Linked DNA regions of Homo sapiens: region 2 is linked to region 1. The links are chromatin loops, found by intact Hi-C in ENCODE. Cell type or tissue: ascending aorta. All regions are shown on one strand. Links, peaks and the distances in the headings refer to the core of each region. The heading gives the core; the rest is flanking DNA.

Region 1 (10,119 bases), core at 7,620-10,119:
GCTGAAGTTAATTATCCAGCCTGGCATCCCCACAAGCTTGCTTGTTTGGTGTTGCTTCTTTCTTAATCAAGAAGAGACTCCCATGGTGGTGTCTTAATGTAAACAAAGCAATTTGTGACTTGATTAACAAATCAAGGATGGACAAACATGTCCTTTTCTCCCTTCTCCTCTTTACTAGGGACTTGGACTATTTTAAGGAGTGTCTCTCGATGTGAAAGGCAGTGGCTGCCTGAGGTTTGTCTGGTTTGGTGTCTTCCTGTGTTTCTCCCTTCTTACCACATCCACAGCAAGGGATTCATTCTAGGCATTCCATAGAGACTGAACCCATTCCTTCTGTGTCCTGGGAAATGTAAAAGTTGGAAATGCAACCCCCATTAAAAGCAATTCAACATGTGATTTGTCCAGGTGATGAGGTATGTAGCTAATATTAGTCGCCGTGATTTATCGAGAGAATAACTACCTGGTGATAGATTTTTCATGAATGTATCTCAAGTCATCTATCACTGTGACAATGAACTTTTCATATCTGGGCAGGCCTGTGATGGTTACAGAAACCAATAACTCCTTTAATAGAACTGCATGTCCATTAAATTACTGGAGGGAAAGAAAGAAAACAGGAAGGTCTTACAGCTAAAAAGGGCACAACATAGGGGAAAAAATAACAAAAAAAGATTCTATGACGAGACATTGTGAAAAATCAACACAAGGTTTTTGTTTTGTTTTGTTTTGTTTTTTGTCCTTAGAAATTAATTCTACAATGTCTTCTTTTTCTCACAAACACCATCACCCCACGTTGAAATGAAGCTGCTGTCTCCTCTGAATGCACACATGGACAAAGAAGGGCCCTGAGAAATCCCTAGTACACATACATCCTGAACCCTCAGGCCTCACTGGTGTGATGTGTTCCCTTAACTAAACTGGTACAGTGCAAATAATGACTTGTACTAGTTTTCTATTTGCAGTTTTAACAAATTTCCACAAATTTGATGGCTTAAATAATAGGATTTTATTATCTTGCCATTAGTTCTGAAGGTCAGAAGTCTGACATTGGTTACTGGGCTAAAATCACTGGGGCGCATTTCTTTCTGAAGACACTAGGGAGGAATCAGTTTTCTTTTTTTTTTTTTTTCTAGTTTCTAGAGGCTGCCCAAATTCCTTGGTTTCTGGCCTCTTCCTCTATCTTCAAAGCCAGCAAGGGTGGGTTGAATCTTCCCATCACATGACTCTGACCTCTTCTTTTTTCCTCTTCCACTTTTAAAGACCTTTGTTATTACATTGGCCTCTAGGGATAATCCAGGATAAACTCCCTATTTTAAAGGCAGCCGATTTAGCAGTCTAATTCCACCTGCAACCTTAATTCTCTTTTTACCACATTAACTAACACATTTACGGGTTCCAGGGATTGAGTCACAGACATTTTTGCAAGGACGTTTTTCTGCTTACCACAGGACTTAAATTTATTTGTTGTGTTTTTTCTTTGTGTTTCTTTGCCTCAAAATAGTAATAGAACAAGCAAAGCGAAGTGATCTCTTAAGGCAGGTTCCCCAAACAGGTTAGCATTCAAAGGTCAGCTCTCGCTCTTGCTCCTTGCTGGTCTTAGGCAAGTTACTAACCTCTCTCCAAACCTCAGCTCATCATCTGTAAAATGGGGATAATACAATCCTCTTACAGAAATTGTGAAGGAGATGGGATGATGTTTGTAAAGCTTCACCGTAACACCTAGCATGTAGTAAGTGCTCAATGAAAGTTAAAGTTTTTAAAAAGTTAGAGTAAATGTGGTGGGGTGGGAGTGATGAGAGAGAAGAGACAGTGCAATCTAGATCTCTGTACCCTGAATCCCCCTAGATGGTTCAGCCTTCCTTGTCGCTCTCCATGGGTTGGATCCTGCTCACAGAAGCCTCTCAGACTCTCTGGGTGGGTGGGAGAGGAAAAGAAAAGTTCAGCTGTCATCTTTGCCGCCCTTGTTCTGTGGTTGCTGTTTTCTTTTCCTTTGCTGCCTCCTTCCATCGCTGGCCCTCCACTGCAGACAGGCCGGGGGATCGCAGCCTCGGTGCAGAGCTGGCTCAGGCTGAGTGTCCCGAATGGAAACTGCAGGAGCAGTGGGGAGACATGCAGCTGAGCCCCACCTCTGCCAGTTCACAATCACTCACTGAGCCAGCCCAGCACGGTCCAAGCCCTAAACTCCCCGAGGCATTTTGATTAGATTAGCCAGTGAGAGCCAGGGTCTTCCAGGACTAGTTATGCCTGACTTTGCACAAAAGTCACTCCCTGCGAAGCCCTTGCCACTGCTCCTGGGGAGGGGAACCCAAAGTCCAGCTGACCCTTCCCCACCAGTGCAGGAGGACACTCTGGTGGTGATCAGGGCCTGGGAGGGACCCAAGGAATCTAATGCAGATGGTGGGAAAGCCTGACCTTCCAGAGCAGCAAGGTTACTTACTGGGTTGACAAAAAAGGCAAAAAGTGTTAGCATACAGTGTTGATAAGGATGCAGGGAATCTCTACATCCTTTGGGAAAGTAAACAAACATCTTCTCAAATGAAAAGCACACATACATACCTTTCTGCCCAGCAATCCAACTTTGATCAAGCCTATTGTATTGAAGAAATTAAAATACTAGTACATAACGTTGTTTGAACAGGAATATTTATGAACACAATACTTATACAGTACAAAAAACCTTGAAAAACTTAAATATTCATCAATAGAAGGAATTATGTCACCATTTAAAAGGAGATATTTAACTATTGCTCTTGAGGAATTTGGTTGCAGAGAAATACATATTACAATTTTGCAGAAATGAAACAAAGCGAAACCCAAAGCCAACCTCCATATATGTATGTGTGTATATGTGTGTAACAGCACGGGGAAAGGCATGGAAGAACACACGTCAACCTGCTACCATTTATTAGTGGAGGGAGGATGTTTTCTTCCCTCTCTGTACTCTTGAATTGCTTCATTGTTTACAATAACTTCATTACATTTTTCAATGTTGGGAGAGGAATTTAAGATAAATGGTGGGAGTGAGCGGGGGCAGGGAAGAGAAGTTGTCAAGGAAGATACAGGAGAAATCCCATGCTGGGAGAACCTGGCCACTCTAGTTGGGGGTTTGCAGAAAGCAAAAGCCAGGGGTCTGGCCTGGGCACTGAGGGGGATGGGGTGGAGTAGAGTCTGGGGGTGCACACATTGTTGAGCGACCTGGCTATTTGAACTCAAGGAGCTTATCTAGAACATCCTTTGAGAAGGCCAGAGAGGATGATGGATCACTGGGTAGTAGCCTGCAGTAAGAGGAATTTAAAACGCTTTACCATAAAGAATAACTGCTCCCAAAATATTAAAAGAATGAGGTTCTCAAGGTTATTTTGAAGAATTCGGTGAGATCCACCTGAGGAAATTAAATTAGTACTACCTAGCACGAGGTAACTGGCATGTTGTCCGAAAGAGCTTTACCTATACTGTCTCATTTGATACAAGGTACAATCCTATGAGGTAAGTATTATTATCGTTATTTTACAGAGGAGGAAACTGAGGTATAGCGGGGTTCAGTATCCCGCCCATGGTCATGCAGGTGGGAACAGGAGTGTTCCGGCTCCGAAGTCCTGGCTCTTGGAAGCCACACTAAAGGCTGCGTCCTTCCAGGGCGCAACTCTGGGCGCAAATGTTACACTCTCCTCCCCTCACCCGGTGGGGGTGGAGTGGGGAGAAAGGGCCTTCTCCGTGCGCCTGCCGGGATGGCCGGAGTTCGGTGGGGCCAAGCTGAGGTTCCTCTCCTGGGGCTGGGCAGGGTTTGGGCTAACTCTTCTCCCGCCGGCATTCGGGTTTGGGGGCCGAGGCTGCCCAAGAGTTAACCTCCAAAAGGGCCCTGCAGGGGGTGCTTTCTCTACACTGTTCTTCTCTTGGGTAGTGGAGGGGTTGGTGGGGGAACCACAAGCTACAAGATTACAAAGTTGCTAGACTCCTTAGCCTAGGGAGGTACGATGATTTGGGACCGGGTGTGGAGGTGTGGGCGGGGTGGGGGGTGCGGTGTCTTCCGGAGCCCTAAGCTGGCGTCCTCAGCCGCTCCTTTCCGTTCCTACCCCCCACCCCCAGCTCACCACTTCGTTTTCACGTCTGGGAGGGGAGCGGGGGGCGGTGATGGGGAGGAGACCAACGCTTTGATTTCCCCTGGTAGGTGTTCTGAGTGGCTAGGGATCCTTCCCTCGCGTGCCCCTGGGTCGGGGCGGTAGACAGCTCCAGAGGATGGACGGCCAGCGTGAAAGCTAGAGCTCGTGTATTGTAGGGAAAAGTGGGGGTGGCGGGGAGATAATGGTTGAATACCTTCCTGATATTTGAGGGAGAATTCGGCAAGGGGGAAATCTCTGGCTCCATCTTTGGCTGACTCATCGGATTTCCTGGGGTGGGCTCCGGGAGAAGGCTCGGGGCTGGCGCTCCTGCCTCGGTCCGTCCAGCACCAAGACGCCAGGTTCCCGGCGGCCCTGGCCCTCTGGGGGTACTGATTACAGTGGAAAGATCTCTGCGTCCGCAGAAGGAGAATTTGTGTCAAGGTTCTTGTGCGCCTTTTCTTCTCTGGGGGTTCTGAATGAAAATAAGTCCCAAGGTCATCTTTGTCCCTTAGCTCTTGCCCAGAGCTCTATCTGCGTCTCCAAGCTTCTCCATCATCTCCTTTTGTGTTTCAGGTGATCGCCCACCTTTCTTCCCTTCTAACCCTACTTCCGGATCTTTTTCCCCCTCGTTTCTCCCCGTGTCCCCCATTTTCCACGCTCGAGTCCTTTTTCTCGTGCCAGTTTCCTCCCTCCGTCCGATTTCCTTTCCCACGGGCCCTGGAGTTCCTCGGGCCCAGGCAGGGCTCTGGAACTGGCCTGACATGTTCATAATAAGGATTGTCAGACACGGTACTCAAGTGAACTACCTTGTCTTGAACTTACTAGGACAGAGGATGTGATAAAGGAGGTCCTTCTCTAATCCCAACAGCTCCTCAAAGGCTCGAAGCCAGCCTGAGTGGGCCACTTGAAGAGCCACGGGCTGTGGGAAGATACGGAGAGGCTACTCCGACGTGGGGAGGAGGTAGGTATGACGATGTCCTCTGTGCCTGAAGCCCACTCCGTCCCACTCCCAATACTCCCACCATCTCATCAGTGGGGCATGCTCGCCCTGGTTAATGTCATCTCCCTGAACTGCCAACGAGGCTAGCAGCTTTGCTGCTTAAAACCGGTAACATCAACCAACATATGGAGATGTCATCATGATTAAACGGCAAATTATAGCCGAAGACGGCGCGATAATAATCTAAACAATCACCACAAGAAGAAACGTTCTCTAACGCTCCAGTTGCGGAAGCCTGCGTTTCCAAGACTCGCGGCCCTGCGTTCCCAGGGATATCTCCGTGCTCACGTGAGCGTGGTCCTCGGCTTGGGACAGACAAGGGAGCCCCAGACAGGACGATAAGGTTTGGAGATTCCCAGGGCGATCTGGGACTCCGTGGCGTGGGGGCTTGGAAGCGCGTGGAGGGGCTGAGAGAGGGGAGAGGGCGCCCTTCCTCTAGGGCGGCCCCGTCTGGGAAGCAGTTGGAACAGCAGTAGGAGCCAGGGGTTCCTAGAGAAGAACCCTGTTAGGAGAGCAGACCAGCCCGCGCTCCCAGTCCCCGCCCCCTCGCCCCTTCTGCCCCGCCCTTAGCCTGCCTCTTCCTAGATCTTCCAGGACATTGATTTCCGAGTAGGAAGCCCGCGCTGCTAGGGGAGGGGCGTCCTCTGTGGGTCGTGGGGGGGTTTCCCTTCTCTCCACAGTCGGAGCAGAAGGGCGCCTGCCTTTTATTTTGACAAGCAATGGGCTTAGTTGTGAGCACTTGTTTGCCCCCAATATGTAGAGGAAAAGATACTGATAGGAGGCGGCGTGCTACGATGGCAAAAATGGAGAAGACCCTCCCTCTTTATCCTGGTTCTCCTCCTTGTTAAATAGATTCGTATTTAAGATAGGCACAGACATTCTAATTTGAATTCCAGGGGTTGAACTCCAGTTAGAATCATCCTATTTATACGCAGACCGAAAATAACCATTGAAACGAAACCAACAAAATGCAACTATTTTCCAAAACCCCGAGCGTTTGCTGGTGGGTGACCACCCCGCGCAGGTAGCGCGGATCTGCTTTGGTTTTGACTGAGAACCCGGGTTTTGACTGAGACCTCCGTCGGGAGGAGGGGACTGGGTGGGAGTTAGCGGGCGAAACGATTCCCCGGAGTGGCCCCGAGCGGCGCGTGCGTGAACGCGCGGCCGTAATATATGCTGCCATTAAGAATCCGTGCAGCTTCCAGCGCTCCGGGCGCAGGGACGCATGTGTTGCTGGAATTCAATCCGTGGGGGGAATGCAGATTGGGCTGCGACTCACTGGGTTTGATTTATGAACTGTTACACTAGCAATTGTTTACACATTGCATTTCAGAGCCCGGGCCCACCCTCCCCGCAGCGGGCGGCGGGCTTCGTGCGGGAACCTGCTGCAGCCCCCTTGGTCTCTCTCCATCCTCCTCCCTTCCCCCGTCCCCCCCCCCCGGGGCCCCCGCAGCTTCCTCCCACAGCCACCTTCTCCAAGAAATCAGATTTCGATTTCTCTGAACCCAGAGACCTGCATGCAGTTCTTTCTCCCCCGCCTACTCCAGGCCTGCAGTCCCCGGACCCGGGTCGCCTCTGCCCATTTACTCCGGAATGTTTACTTCTCTTTAAGGCCATGCGGGGCCTATAAATAGGAGAGGTGGAATCAGCCCCACTGCCAGATCAATAGGGCCCGTCTCCTCGCCATTTCAGCTGAGCTGTCTTATTAATTATGAAAGGATTCACCTGATCCCTGCCAGGGAACACAGCCTCTCGGCCCCTCTGCTGGAGCCCTTAATGGCGGTTCCTTCGCAAGCTGCCTCTGGCCACCGCACAGGAAGAGGCGAATCGTGGTTAGGCCGAGCCTGCGAGGATCGTGGTTAGGGCTCCGGCCCGCCTGAGGCGGGGGCAGACGGCCGGCCACTGGCATTGTCTGCCTGTGCGAGCAAGCCCAGTTCCTCTAAATCTCAAACAGAAAGAATCTCTGCTTTGTAATTAATTTAAAAACAACTTTCATTTTCTCTTTTTTAAGGAAGCACGGTTTCGGGGAAGTGGCCAAGTGGCTTAAGTGAGGAGGGTCTGCTTGAAGGTGGCAGGTCTGCTTGAAGCGGCTTCCTGAAGAGGTGAGCTTATCACCGGCATCCTGTGTCCCTTCAGGTTCCCTGAGAACTGGGTCAAGAAAGCAGGTTGGGGTAGGAAACAAACGACACCCCCATTTCAAACAATAACTTTTATTTTATACTTCTCTATACTTTGTAGCAAATCTTTTTTTGCTGAATTTAATTTATAATAAACTTTTTAAATTACATCTCTCTCTCTTTTTTTTTTAAAATCAAGGCTCTTTTATGTCAAAATCTTTTTTTAGCTATATTTTAGATTAACATTTAACATCCCCCCCTTGTGATCTATACCGTTGGATATTCAGGTATTACTGTGTGTGTAACAGCTAAAACAAGAGGGAGGAGGGAAAATAAAGGCAGTGAACTTGGACGGATGCATCAACAACAGCAGATAAAGCTAACCCCTCAGTGACCATAGCAGCATGTCTTCTGGAAGCCTTTACTCTTACCCCAGAGATTTCCTCAGCCCCTTCCCTCTCTCCCTCCTATCCTCCAAACACAAAGCCAACAGTCTGTCCTTTCGCTTTTCTTGAGGAGAAATGTGCAGTGGAAATGATCAAAACAAGATACTGTGGAAGAACGACGTGAGCGTGAATTATTCACCGTATGTTTCGTCCGTGGACATCTCTCTTGAATTCATTCCCCTGGCCTTCTCCTCTCCTCGCCTTCCTATTAGGAGGAGCCCATCATTTTTCATGTTACTAGCATGATTAATATAGTAGGTGGCCCAGGGCCGTTCCTGAGATTCTTTTGCCAACAAAAAAAATTAATAATAATAAAATTAAAAAATGGGGTGGGTTTGCCGTTTTCTTATTTGTGTGTGAAGACGGACTAAAGCTGAGGTCCGATTTTGGCTGTGCTTGCTTGCTCACTGATTGGTAACATTTGGCAAATAAAACACAAGAAATCAAACGAAATAAAAAAGAGAATCAGGATTTCCCACAATCCTATATGAGTGTTTTCAGCATCACAGAGAATCACAACGTCCCCAAAGAACTAATGGATCTTCCTCTCGATTTCCGGGAGCATGGAGTGAGTGTGGGTGGGCGCGCGGGGGGAGCTGGCCCCACGCTCAGAAGGAAAGCCAGGTCGCTAAAGCTGCCGAGAGAGACACCAGGAGCACCGGGAACGCCGGGAGCAGGGACCCCGCCGCCCCGTTGCCGCTGCCGCAGAGTTCGAATAAGCTGCCTTGGATGTTGAGGTTTTTGGATTCTTTTCTCAGTTTATCCCACATATCTTTCGCCCCTTCCTGGCAATCCGTAAGGGCTGTGACCGTGCAGCTGTGGAAATCCTCCCAGTATCTGGTGAGGAACAGAACAAAACAGAACAAGCAGGTTCACTTGGGACGCCGGGAACACCCCGGGCTTGCGCCCCTGCGCCTCCCCGCTGGCGGCCCCGCCAACTTCCCGGGGTGTCCCCTCCCTACCTTCTCTTCACCGCCCTGGCGCCTGGCCTGCGCGAGGTCGGGACTCGCGGGACCTCCGCCTACCCCAGAAGCGGCTGTCTAAAGCGGGGGTGGGGGGGCGCCCCCTCCTGTCTGGTTTTCCCTTCCAGTTGCCGGGAGAGGACTAGGCAGCCGGGAGCCGGGCCGTGCACCCGCTGTGGCGCGCTGGCACCTCGGCCTCCGCAAACAGATTGCTCGCCCTCCTCGGGGAAAGCTAGGAAAACAGTGCTAAGCCTCGCAAGCTGCCGCCCATTAATGCCTCTTAGCTTGCAAGATGGGTTACTAGCTCTGAGCACGGCCCTCCCCTCGGGGCTTCTTACATTCTCCTCCCCCTCGCCCCTTCTGTCTCCCTCCTTCTCCACGCCGCGGTACTCTCGCCTTCGCCCTCATTCTCTCCCTCCACCTACTACCTCTTCCTTTTGTTTTCCGTTCTCCTGAATTTCCCTTTCTTTCTTTTTCCGTTCCGTCTGCTTTCCTCTCTTCTGTTCCCCACTTCCTCTTCCTCCTTCCCACAACCTGCCTGGATCCTCCTTGCTCTCCACAGTTCCCGGCTCAGATTCGGCCTGGAGACTCCTGCCTGCCTCTCTTCTCCCCGGGGTCGGTGAGTGTTAGTGGCCGAGCACCTGGGGCCGGCCTCGTAGCCTTCATCTGCTCTTGCGAATCCAAGTGTCCCAGGCCTGCGCGTTGGGTCCCTCCTGTTTCTCCCTCCCCAGTCTTTTCCGTGGGCTTGGGCCCCATGGGGCTTCCTCCCCACAGCTTTCAGGATGTAGCGCCAGCCTCCAAGGCCGGAACTGCGGGGAAGGCGTGGTGCCCACCTCTGCCAACCTTCGAGGACTCCCCACCCTCTGTCCTCCTCTTGCGGTCAGTTCACGGAGCCTGGCGCCTAACTCAACCACTTCCTCCTCCCAGGCTCAGCTCCTAGACCCACCCCCACAACCTTCATCCAACCTGTCCCTTTTGACTGTCCCCCTTTCTTCTGAAAACCCAAAATAGATCCTGAGACTAAATATAATCCCAACCCGTGATCGATTCCTGGGGCGCTGTCTCCTTTCAGAGCTGGGTCGGTCTGCGCCTCTCTGTAACTCCGGGCTGGTCCCCACCTGCCCCGGGCCTTGAGCACCAGGTCACAGGCACCTGCCTTCTACATGGTTTGGTTGTATTTTCTCCTCTCTCTTCCTTCTGCTGGCTGGCCTGGACTGTAAGCACATTGAAGGCAGGCACTGTGTTAATTTATGAGTACTGGAGGGACACAGAGCTTCCAGGTTCCTCAACTTGTAATAAACAGCAACATTTGGACATTAGGAGGCCCAGGGAGGACAGCTTTCCTGCAGACTGTCTGTGGAATTGCCCCTGCTAAAGGATGCCTAAATTGCTCTTTTTTTTTTTTTTTTTTTTTTTTTTATGTACGCCCAGATGAGGGCAGAGTTCTGAGGGACCTGGTAGAGAAGGATAGACTCCACCTGGGGCTGGGCAGAA
Region 2 (10,748 bases), core at 3,396-5,895, 59 kb before region 1:
AGCTCATCCTCTTCCACCCAACTTCAAATGTTACAGTTCCTCAGATGCAGCCTTGGGCCCTTTTTATGCCTCATTCCACATTCTCTTCCTAAGCAATCACATCCATGCCCATCGCTTTGGTTACCAGGCATACTCTGGTGACTTTCAAATGGACTTCTTCTGCCCAGATATATGCTCTGGGTTCTAGACCTGTCTATCCTTCTGCCTCCATGTCATCTATTAGATGTCTCAAGGGTACACCAGATAAAATTGGATAAAATAAACCAATGCTATTCATACCTGCAAACCTGGTCCTGCTGCAATGTTTGCTGACTTGGGGAATTGTGCCTGCAGCCAAGAAGTTGCCTGGAAATCATCCTTGTCTCCTCTCTTTCTCTGTCCATCCTCCATCCAGTCGATCACAAATGCAGCCACAAATTCCAATTATAAAGCTGCTAGTCTTTCTCATGAGGCTGTGATGGCCTGTGCCGGCTCTTCCACCATCCAGTTTGGCCCCACCCACTCCATTCTCCAGACTCTAAATGGAGAGATCTTTTAAATATCTCATTGTTGCACTCATTACTCACCCTGTCATATCCACTTCCTGTGGAAAACCTTTCAAAGGACTCTTATTGCTTTCAGGATGAAATTCCACATCCCTAACACCATTTATAAGGATCTACCTATCAGCTAACTTCATCCTTATTGCCTCATCTCTATTTCTGAGGACCAGCCACCCAGCATTTTTAATCTCCTGGACACACTACCATTTCTCCCACCTCAGAGCCACCACGATTGCTCTCCCTCGCTTCAGAATACTTGGCTAGTTTTTGCTCATCCATTAGATCTTATCTTAGATATGACTATGTCTTATTGGTTTTAAAGCATGTTTTCTACATTTTAACATCTCTGAAGTTAGGGTGCGTACGTTGGCATGGACTGTTGGCTGGCAGCTGCTGGGACCTTGTTGTCCCCCTGTGCACACAGCGACAGCATCAGCGTCAAAACTTGCAGGATGGGGTTAGCGGCTTGGCAGTAAGCCCCGGAGACAATGTGGAGCACTCTTTTAACTCCTAGCAAGCAAATGGTTGTAGTATGAGTGGGGGCGGGAGTGGATCCGATCTGTGTGGCAACATTCCCCAAGCAGGAATCAAAAATAGGTTAGCTCTACATAATTGCAAATTTGGCTTAAGAGCAAAGTACCAATAGCTTTTAGTTCTGTTATAGATTCTCTTAAGAAATATCATATCATCAGTGCTCTTAATGGCACAGGGAATGATATTGTGGGGAAAAGCCTAGACATTAACCACGCTGCATTGAAAGTGATTAGGAAGAAATGGATTCTGAACGTAAAGAAATTCTAGGAATTCCTTAAGAACCTATTTTGCTTATATTTCCTCTCTTAACTATGCACAAAATGATATTTAATTAAAAAAGTCAAATTAAAGGTAAAATGAATATCTTAAGTCTTAAGACAGCCTTGTGTCATATTTAATTGGAAACTTTTTTTTTTCTTAGTGGTACATACAATAATGGTGTGTCTCACATTTGGTGACATCTGAGACTTAATGAAAAACAGTCGCTCCTAAGAGCAGGCTTTGCTGACGCCTCAAATCAGGACAGGCCATCTTTTTATAAGCTCTCTCATATTCTGGTAGCTTCTTATATGACTAATAATAGCTGTAATAAATGGTAAATTAGTCATTTCATATCTGCAAGATTGTAAGTTCAATACGAAAAGAGACTGTATCGTTCATGTTCACTTCTTTTCCCAGAAGCTAGAATGCAGGGGTTGCATAAGAGATCTTCGTTTGAATAAATGAATGAGTCTGATCAGGACTATTCTCTCTTTTTTGGGCGGTGGCCCAGAAATCGACAGCTGCACCAAAATGCTTTAGGTCATGGCCCAGGTCACAGAGCTGGGAAAAAGACTGTGTGGGGGAAGAGCGAAGCTGCACAATGAGAGGCCCTTAGCTCCCCGAAAGGCAATTATAACTCCAGCAGGCACAGCGAGCTGGCAGCACCGATCCACTGCACACCTCATGGCAAGATGCCTCGTTGTTCCCTCCTGGCCTCACAGCTCTCGTCTGCTTGTCCCTCTGGGCACATTCACAATTTATCTGAAAAGCACATTGTTCCTGCCCCGGGGATTAAGGCCTCAGAGTGGCAGGAGTCGGTGTGTGAAAATGAAGGTGTGACAACGAAACACACATACACGCCCCATAACAAACCTCTTCCCTTTGAACAGTTAAAAAAGGCTTAAGAAGGCCTGTCAGCCAGTGTTTGTGTGGGTGAGGCTGGAGTTTTGTAAAGGGAGGAAGGAGTTGGACCACACTTGCCTGCACGGTGGCCCTGGGACACACGTCCCTTGGTGGGCTCCTCAGAGCTCCTCGAGGGCCACCCCAGCAGGGGACCCCGGGGGACTCTCCCAGCCTCTTGTCAGTTCTGAAGACACCTGAGAAGGAAGGTTAGCAACGAATTCACAGCCTGAACCGCTGGGAGTCTTCCCTTCATTACGCCCCCAAGCAAACGAGGCAGCGCCTGTCTGCTTTCCACTTCTGTGTCCAAGGGGATGAGCAGTCACTTGCCACAGTACCCTGGGTGTTCTGTTTTGTTCTGTTTCCATCCGAAATGGCAGTCCGTGGAAGGAGTGGGACCATGTGCTCACCAGAGACATCCCAGGCTTCAGCGGAGGAGCCCCTCCGTGGATATTCAAATGAACAGGCTCCAATCCCACACCACCTGCAGAGGGAGCCCTGAGTTCTTCCCAGACTCCACAGGGGTGGGGTTTGGTGGGGTCGGGCGGGCTCTTGCCTTTCTCACCCCATGCCTGCTCCCCATCCTCTTGGGGAGCTCTGCGTGTCACTCACCTCCTGACGTGTGACAGGGCAGTGCCATGTGGTACTGCAAGGACCCAGGTAGCCACAACTCCTCCCTGGATTCCCCACAAACTTCCTATCACATAAAGCGTCTCCCACAGGGTAGGCAGCCGGGAGGAATGTACACCCCCCAAACACAGATAACTGAGAATTGATTGTTGGGCATTTCCTTTGTTGAAATCCTCAGCCAGTTCTGCAAACTCAATTGCTCCTAGATTTTGTTTTGTTTTTAACTTAGAAAAGCTCAGCTGTCTCCAAACCCCATACCCAAGCTGGGCTCTGAGACTCCCTTTACACAACCAGTGCTCCAGGACCTCCCCATCCACCCACCTCCACTAGGAGTTTACCCTTTGATACAATTATGTCCATACCCTTTCCTCACCTTAGAAGGCAAATTCAGGCCAAATTCATTTTAATAATACTTAAGTATTTAAAAAATTGTCATTAATAATGTTTTAATAGTATTAAATATTTTTAAATAATAAATAATTTAAATGTTTAAATGGTATTTTAAATGAAATATTAAATTTAAATAATATTTTTTCTGCTGGTTTTATACTTGTGTAAATCATAATTGTTAGAGCTGGGAAGGACCTTACGGTATTTCTTCACAAGCTCCCCACTTTGCAGATGAAAAACTGAGATGCAGGTGTGTTGAGGCGCTTTGCCTAAGGCCACAGGATCGTAAATGGCTAAGCCAGGATTAGCCACAGGTCAGTTGACTTTCAACTTTTCTATGCCATAAAGCCCAGTTCTCAACCCAAATCACTGACCTGGAGCAGGTCAGTGATGCTGGTGACTGAGAAGGACCCGGGGCAAGCATGTTCACACGCACTGCATGTGTAGTGGGACTGTTTGAAGATCAACTTGCAAGGGTGCAGGATTTGCTGAGCTGCAGCAGGTTTGTGCCACGTGGGAATGCCTGCCTAATGCTGTAAACAGCTTCCTGGTTTTTTGGTTTGTTTTTGTTTGTTTTTTTTCTTTTTTTGAGATAAGGTCTTGCTCTGTCACCCAGACTGGAATGCACTGGCACGATCACAGTTCACTGCAGTCTCAACTTCTTGGGCTCAAGGTATCCTTCCACCTCAGCCTCCCTAGTAGCAGGGACTACAGGTGCATGCCACCATGCCTGGCTAATTTTTTAATTTTTTTTTTTTTTTTTGTAGAGATGGGGTTTTGCCATGTTGCCCAGGCTGGTCTTGAACTCGTGGGCATGAGCGATCCACTTGCCTCAACCTCCCAAAGTGATAGAATTACAGGCCTGTTTTTTTTTTCCCAAGAAAAACTAGAAATACGGATTTTCAAAAAATTGTACAATCTCCTCATTTGCTCAGAATTAAAACAAACACTGTATAGGCCAACTATGACCCATCTGTAAACCAAGTTCTATCCAGGGATGGACAGTGTGAAACTTCTGCTATAAGAAAATCTTACTGGCCAGGCTAGGTGGCTCATGCCTGTAATCCCAGCAATTTGGGAGGCCAAGGTGGGCGGATCACGAGGTTAGGAGTTTGAGACCAGCCTGGCCAACATGGTGAAACGCTGTCTCTACTAAAAGATACAAAAAAGTAGCCGGGTGTGGTGGTGCGCACCCATATTCCCAGCTACTCGGGAGGCTGAGGCAGGAGAATCGCTTGAACCTGGGAGGTGGAGGTTGCAGTGAGCTGAGATCATGCCATTGTATTACAGCCTGGGCGATAGGGCAAGACTCTGTCTCACATAAATAAATAAATAAATAAATAAATAAATAAATAAATAAATAAATAAATAATAAAAATAAAATCTTACTGCAGAATGCTTCCCCAAAGGGTCCCTCTCCTGACTGGTTCTGTGCTTTTCTCCTGAGGTTTCCTACTACTTCCTGCCCCCTCCCAGTGCCCCTCACCATGTTCGAGCCAACTCCTCGTGTTCCTCTCTGTAGCCCCCTAGACCCTTCCTTTTTAAGCCCATAGGAAGGGGCCTTCCCTGTAAGCTGCTGAGCTCCAGCCTAAAGGTGCCAGTGGTCCAGCCTGGCTTAATTTTCCCTCCAACTCGCCTTCACTTTGCTGGCTAGATTGCAAAATGAGTCATTAAATTACATTCCTAAATTCACTGGGGACCAGACTAGAGCCAACCATGGTGAGCAAAATGCCTTGGAATGTTGGAGCTGTCTCAAAGGAATCACAGGGAAATGAATTTTGCCTTATGTAGAATTTAACCAAATGGTAATCAGAAGTAATCAAAATGAAACACATAGCTAAATAACAGCTTTCTTTGAATGCAGAAAGCCATGAATATATCTGGCATGCTTTGCTAAAAATACTGGGAGAGCAGTTCTGAGAAGTAGTCTGTCCCTTGCAGAATTCTTCATGAACTCCTGAAGCTACAGGTGGATTTCACAAGTGTAGCCCACTTCTGAAGTTATGACTGCACCCTCAGCCAGTCCTTTCCTGAACCAGGGGTTGCACACTTTGAAGCTCGCAGGGACTAGAGTTACAAGAATGCAATAGGCCAGGAAGGGTTCTGATGGCCTGAAGATGGGGCAGGTATTACTTGGATCTGGTTGATTATGGACTGCAGGCCCAGTGCTGCCACACCTTCTGGTTTTTCATGAGAAGTTAGACATCTGAATTTTTGTGTGAACTCTGGCTTATTAAAGTTTGGCAACGAATTGAAGTAAAAACAAAACACCTTTCCAACCATAGAAGAGCTCTCTCTCTGAGGGCATGATTCAGCCGTGGGCTGCCAGAGAGCAACCTCTACGTGAAGGAGAGGGCCAAGAAACACTCAAAAGAAGCCAGATAACTTAGGTTGTTGCTTCCAAATGCTTCCAAGGAGTTACTCATCCAGGATTTTAGATTTACACACAGTCACATAAGGACGCACTGTTTGAGGCCTCATTCTCCTAAACCTCCTTCTAAACAGGGATGCCACGTGCCACCTGCATCCTTTTTAAATATGTACCAACCTTGATTGGACATACCTATGAAGAAGGAAACTAACAAGTGTGATTAATGTCCCTGGACCTCATTGTACTTGGTCTCAAACACCTGGAGAAGGCCAACAGCACTCAAATCATTCTTCTTTCTCCTCTACCTCACCGCACTTCATTTGCTCACAACCAGATTCTCTTCAAGGTTGAATTCATTCCTTTGCAGTAGCCATACCTGTCCTGCAACAGAGCTACCCTCTGCCTACATAGGACCCCTGGGTATATTCAGTAAAGGTTGAGGTTACTGTGTTTTGCATTTTGTAATTTGTGTTGTGTTTTGTGGTTGTCATACCGAGGCTCACAAGGAAAAGCTTGTATTTTCTCCTGGATGGGGAGTAGTAGCTATTCCTACTGACAGTCACATGAAAACAAGTTTGGTCCTTATTCAGAAAACCAGAATGGAGAAAACAAGACTCTGGGGGCAGGAAAAAAAAACTGCTTTTCTCTAAACAAAATTTGGTTAACTCAACAGTGTTTACTAAGTGTGTCAGTAAGCACTCAATATGTGTCAGGCAGTTACTGTGTGACACACTGACCATCAGAGTCGAGACTTTGGACTTATCTTTCAGGTGGCTCCTCAGAGAGGGAAGTAGCAATGGCCTTCATAAGAGAGGGAAGGAGGGAAAACTGATTAGGCCTCAAATGGAACATGAGAAAGTAGTAGTTTGTAGGGCATATTTCAGTTTCTTGTGACTATATTTCTTTTCCTAGTCAAAATCTTTAGTAAAATTCCAGCTCTGTCTCAGCCATGCTATTGGGTATTGATGTGAAGGTCGTGTTTTCTCATTTGAGTCAGAGATTTACTTACAAGGGTGAGCAGTGTCCTTCCCAAAGGCCATCATGATGGTGGTTGCAATAATGTGGAGAGGTCCAAAGGGAAAGAAATATTAGGATACCATAGCCAAGTGTTTGGAAATCAGCTTTCTCTTTGTAGATAGATTTTTGCTCTAGTTAATGGCCTTAGAGGATGTAAGGTTTATTTTTTATTAAGTAAGTTGGAAATTTCCTATGCAGAGATGAATCACTCTTATAGGAAATATCAAAGAACCATTCTCCTTTCCAGGGTCTTATTTTTATGCCCCAAAGTGAATTTCTCATTTTTGCTCCAAGCCTGCTACTCCTCTCATGTTCCTATCTTAGTTTTGACATCACCATCCAGTTAATGACTCAGGATGAAAACCTCAGAGTTGTGGTCAACACCTTCCTCTCTCTCCTTCACCCCCTCCTTAACTCCTTAATACTGTATTCAAATATTTGCAGTTTTGTTGAGCAGTATTTCAAACTGATGCTCCGTGAAACACAGGAGATGTTATTGGAGGCATTATGAGAACAGTAGTCTTTGGCCAATAAGTTTGGGAAACACTACAAGTTATAGCTCTCTTTTAGAGATTATCATATAAAATGCTTTGAGAAGTTCTGCAATTTAGAAACCTGTTTAACTTCATCAGCCACAGAGTTTTCCACACATTAAAAAAACATATAAAAATTATCAGCATTTCTGTTAGTAGTCTGCATAACTGTGGTTCAGTACTAACTATAATCTGGAAAATTCTGTTAGAAATGTACCCCTGCAAAATCTCTCCCAGAGGCATTTATTGCTCATGTTTTTTTGTGATTCTCTTCTTACCTAGACACTTGCACAAGTATCTTAATTATTCTCCCTGCTTTCAGTCTCTACCAACTTAAGTCCATTTTTTTCTTCATTTACAGTTATGTCCTCTCAAAATACAGTTGTGATTAAACTTCTCTTCTACTCAAAAATCTTCTGTGGCTTTCATACTGCCAGCAAAATAAAGTTCTAGCTACTTACTGTTTTAAGGGCTCAGGTCAATGCAGACTGAAAACTGACTCCATTTGCCAAGTTCTGAAAGACAGTTAGGAACAAAATTTCTTACAGCATCTGGAGCCAAAGATAGTTCAATACAATAAACAAGGAGAGAAACAAAGGCCAAGAATTTTCCAATATTGATGACAGACAACAAATCATAGATCCATGAAGTTCAGAAAACACCAACACACTTAGGTGTATCAAATTGAACTTACTGAAAATGAAATACAAAGGGAAAATTTTGAGGGGGGAAAAAGAGACAATAATTAAGATACTGGTGCAAGTGTCTAGTCTGTGTTCCTATGGAGGAACACAGACAAGTATTACAGCAGACTTCTCAACAGAAATCATGAAAGCCAAAGGCAATGGAACAAGATCCAAATTCTATACCCAGTGAAAATATCTTCCAAAAATGCAGGAAAAATAAAGACTCTCTCATACAAACCAAAACTGAGAGAATTCATTTCCAGAAGGCCTACCATGCTAGAAATGTTAAAGGAAGCTCTTAAGGCAGACAGAAGATGATAACAGAAAGAAGCTTTGATCCACACAAGGATATATGGAATGCTTTAAATGGAATAAATAAGGCAAAAGAAATTCATTCTTCTATTGTTTTTAATTACTTTAAAATATAAAGTAAAAATGTCTGGGAAGAAGAAGGGTAAGAGTGTGCAGCTCTCATTTTTGGATAAGGAAGGGAGGTCAAGAATAGATTAGGCAAATAAGTATTAGTTTGGTGCAAAAGTAATTGTAGTTTTGGACCATGAATTTTAAGTCATTATAACTAGGCCAAACACATCTTTATTAGCCAAAATAGGAACCATTACATTCAACACATTTTTCCTAATGAGAAATAAGTTTATTTCTGTAGCACAAAAAACCATCCTTCAGGATTTGGTGAACTCTTGGAAAGCATTTTCTACCTTCTGCTGGTTTTGAAAATGTTTTTCCTGCACAAAGTTGTTGAGGTGCTTGAGGAAGTGGTAGTTGCTTGAGGAGAGATCAGGTGAATATGGCAGATGAGGCAAAACTTCATAGCCCAATTTGTTCAACTTTTGAAGTGTTGGTTGTCTGACATGTGGTCAAGTGTTGTTGTGGAAGAGAATTGGCCCTTTCTGTTGACCAACGTTGGCTGCAGGTGTTGCAGCTTTCAGTGCATCTCATTGATTTGCTGAGCAGACTTCTCAGATGTAATGGTTTTTCCAGGATTCAGAAAGCTGTAGTGGATCAGATTGGCAGCAGACCACCAAATAGTGACCATTACTTTTTTTGATGCAAGTTTGGCTTTAGGAAGAGCTTTGGAGCTTCTTCTCGGTCCAACCACTGAGCTGGTCATCGCTGGTTGTCGTATAAAATCCACTTTTCATCACATGTCACAATCCAATTGAGAAATGGTTTGCTGTTGTTGTGTAGAATAAGAGAAGATGACACTTCAAAACAACAACTTTTTTGATTTTCACTAGCTCTTGAGGCACCCACTTATGGAGCTTTTTCACCTTTCCCATTTGCTTCAAATGCCAAATGACCATAGAATGGTCGAGGTTGAGTTCTTTGGCAATTTCTCGTATAGCTATAAGAAGATTAGCTTTGATGATTGCTCTTAATTGGTTGTTGTCAACATCCGATTGCTGACCACTATGTTCCTCATCTTCAAGGCTCTTGTGTCCTTTGCAAAACTTCTTGAACCATCACCACACTCTATGTTCATTAGTAGTTCCTGGGCCAAATGCATTGTTGATGTTGCGAGTTCTCTTTGCTGCTTTATGACCCACTTTGAACTCGAATAAGAAAATCACTCCAATTTGCATTTTGCCTAACATCATTTCCATAGTCTAAAATAAATATAAAATAAACAGCAAGTAATAAGTCATTAGCAAAAAAATAAAGTAAGAAATGCACATTAAAATGATGTATAACATAACCACATTTATTTAAGACTATATTCCAATATCAAATGGCAAATTTCAGCAATGCAAAAACTGCAATTACTTTTGCACCAACCTCAAAACTTGGGACAGTTGTCAGGTCAAGATTTTGTTTCAAGCAATGCTGGAAGCTGAGGGATCATAAGCATTTGTGTGAAGACTGGTAGGCTGGTTTATAGCCAGAGGACCTTCTCTCAACAAGATTCTCCACTTGTGAACTCCAGCCCTTCTTCCTATCTATGCTTCTTGCCACTTCTCTTCCTTTACCAGCCCATGATTTCAGACATAAGGATACCCTGTTGGAGCCCACATTACTTGCCCTTTTTTGGGTCCTACATGTTACTCACCTGTTTCCCTCCACTTCCATCTCTACCTATTATATTCCCTTCATTTTTCAGCATCCAGGTAAAATGATATTTCCTCTAAGAAGCACTTTGTAGTCCACCAATTAAGGTAGATTTCTCCCACTCCTGTGACCCATGAAAATTTTATTGTACTAGCTATAATAATCTGACTTATATTGAACTTAGCTATTTATGAGGTTTTCTCAAGCTCACTGTAATCTCCACAAAGGTAGCCACCATGATGTAGTCATGTTTGAATCCTCCCTTCCTAAATACTCCCTATACGCCACCTAGCCCAAGTATTAATTACTGATGGTTTGTGACATAGACAGGCTCCGCAAAAGTTTGTTGAATGCAATTAAGACTAAGGACCTTTGGCTTCTTTGATGCCTATGTTCTTTCAGGTAAGGTAAAAAATGAAACTGATTTGGATGCAGTCACAGGGGCTTTTTTTCTCTGGTGTTTGATCTAAGCAGGGTCTGTCCTCCAAGAGTTTTTTAGAACCAGTCAGAGTGTCATGGCCATTCCAGCAAGGGAACAGAAGTGCTAGTCAGGAAACAAGGAAGACTTGTGTAAAGAGTCCTGAACCCCTTCCACATGGTGAGAGACAGGGAAAGCCTGTGGCCAGACCATTCCTTCCAACTGTTCAGCTCCTGGGCTTATAGCCATAGTGGACACAGGGTCCTCATGTTCTCCTTCCCTGGACTGTGTGCTCAGTCATTTGGCAAGACTACGCCTAGCAGGGCTGGCTTATATTCAGCAAATTTCACTCCACCACAGAAAAACAAGGCAAACAAACAAAATAAAAACAAAAAGAACAAG

What was found. A loop is a pair of places that touch in the nucleus more often than their neighbours do. Peaks named below come from ENCODE experiments on the same cell type or tissue, not always from the same donor. Only the 100,000 strongest peaks of a DNase experiment are listed, where the experiment ranks them.
Region 2: a loop joins it to region 1, with 2.1 times the contacts of the local background. A loop is called at or near these places in 6 of 110 quality-filtered maps.

The regions. Positions count from the first base shown.
Region 1 is chr6:5,990,705-6,000,823 of GRCh38, forward strand. NRN1 (neuritin 1) reads right to left here. Exons shown (of 3, transcript NM_016588.3): 3 at 7,295-8,500. The coding sequence ends at 8,272. LOC105374898 (a long non-coding RNA gene) reads left to right here and starts at 182. Exons shown (of 2, transcript XR_926413.4): 1 at 182-5,061; 2 at 7,112-7,387. RefSeq lists enhancers at 7,147-8,346, 8,004-8,910, 8,911-9,816. In ascending aorta, for the core only: a CTCF peak has its summit at 8,729 (motif pointing left); no DNase peak of the experiment used is centred there; H3K4me3 peaks cover 1,079 bases; H3K27me3 peaks cover 1,906 bases.
Region 2 is chr6:5,935,782-5,946,529 of GRCh38, forward strand. No RefSeq gene overlaps it. Among named protein-coding and RNA genes, the nearest start is that of NRN1, 66 kb to the right of the region's middle. RefSeq lists an enhancer at 1,897-2,398. In ascending aorta, for the core only: no CTCF peak of the experiment used is centred there; DNase peaks (open chromatin) are centred at 4,930 and 5,570; H3K27ac peaks cover 840 bases.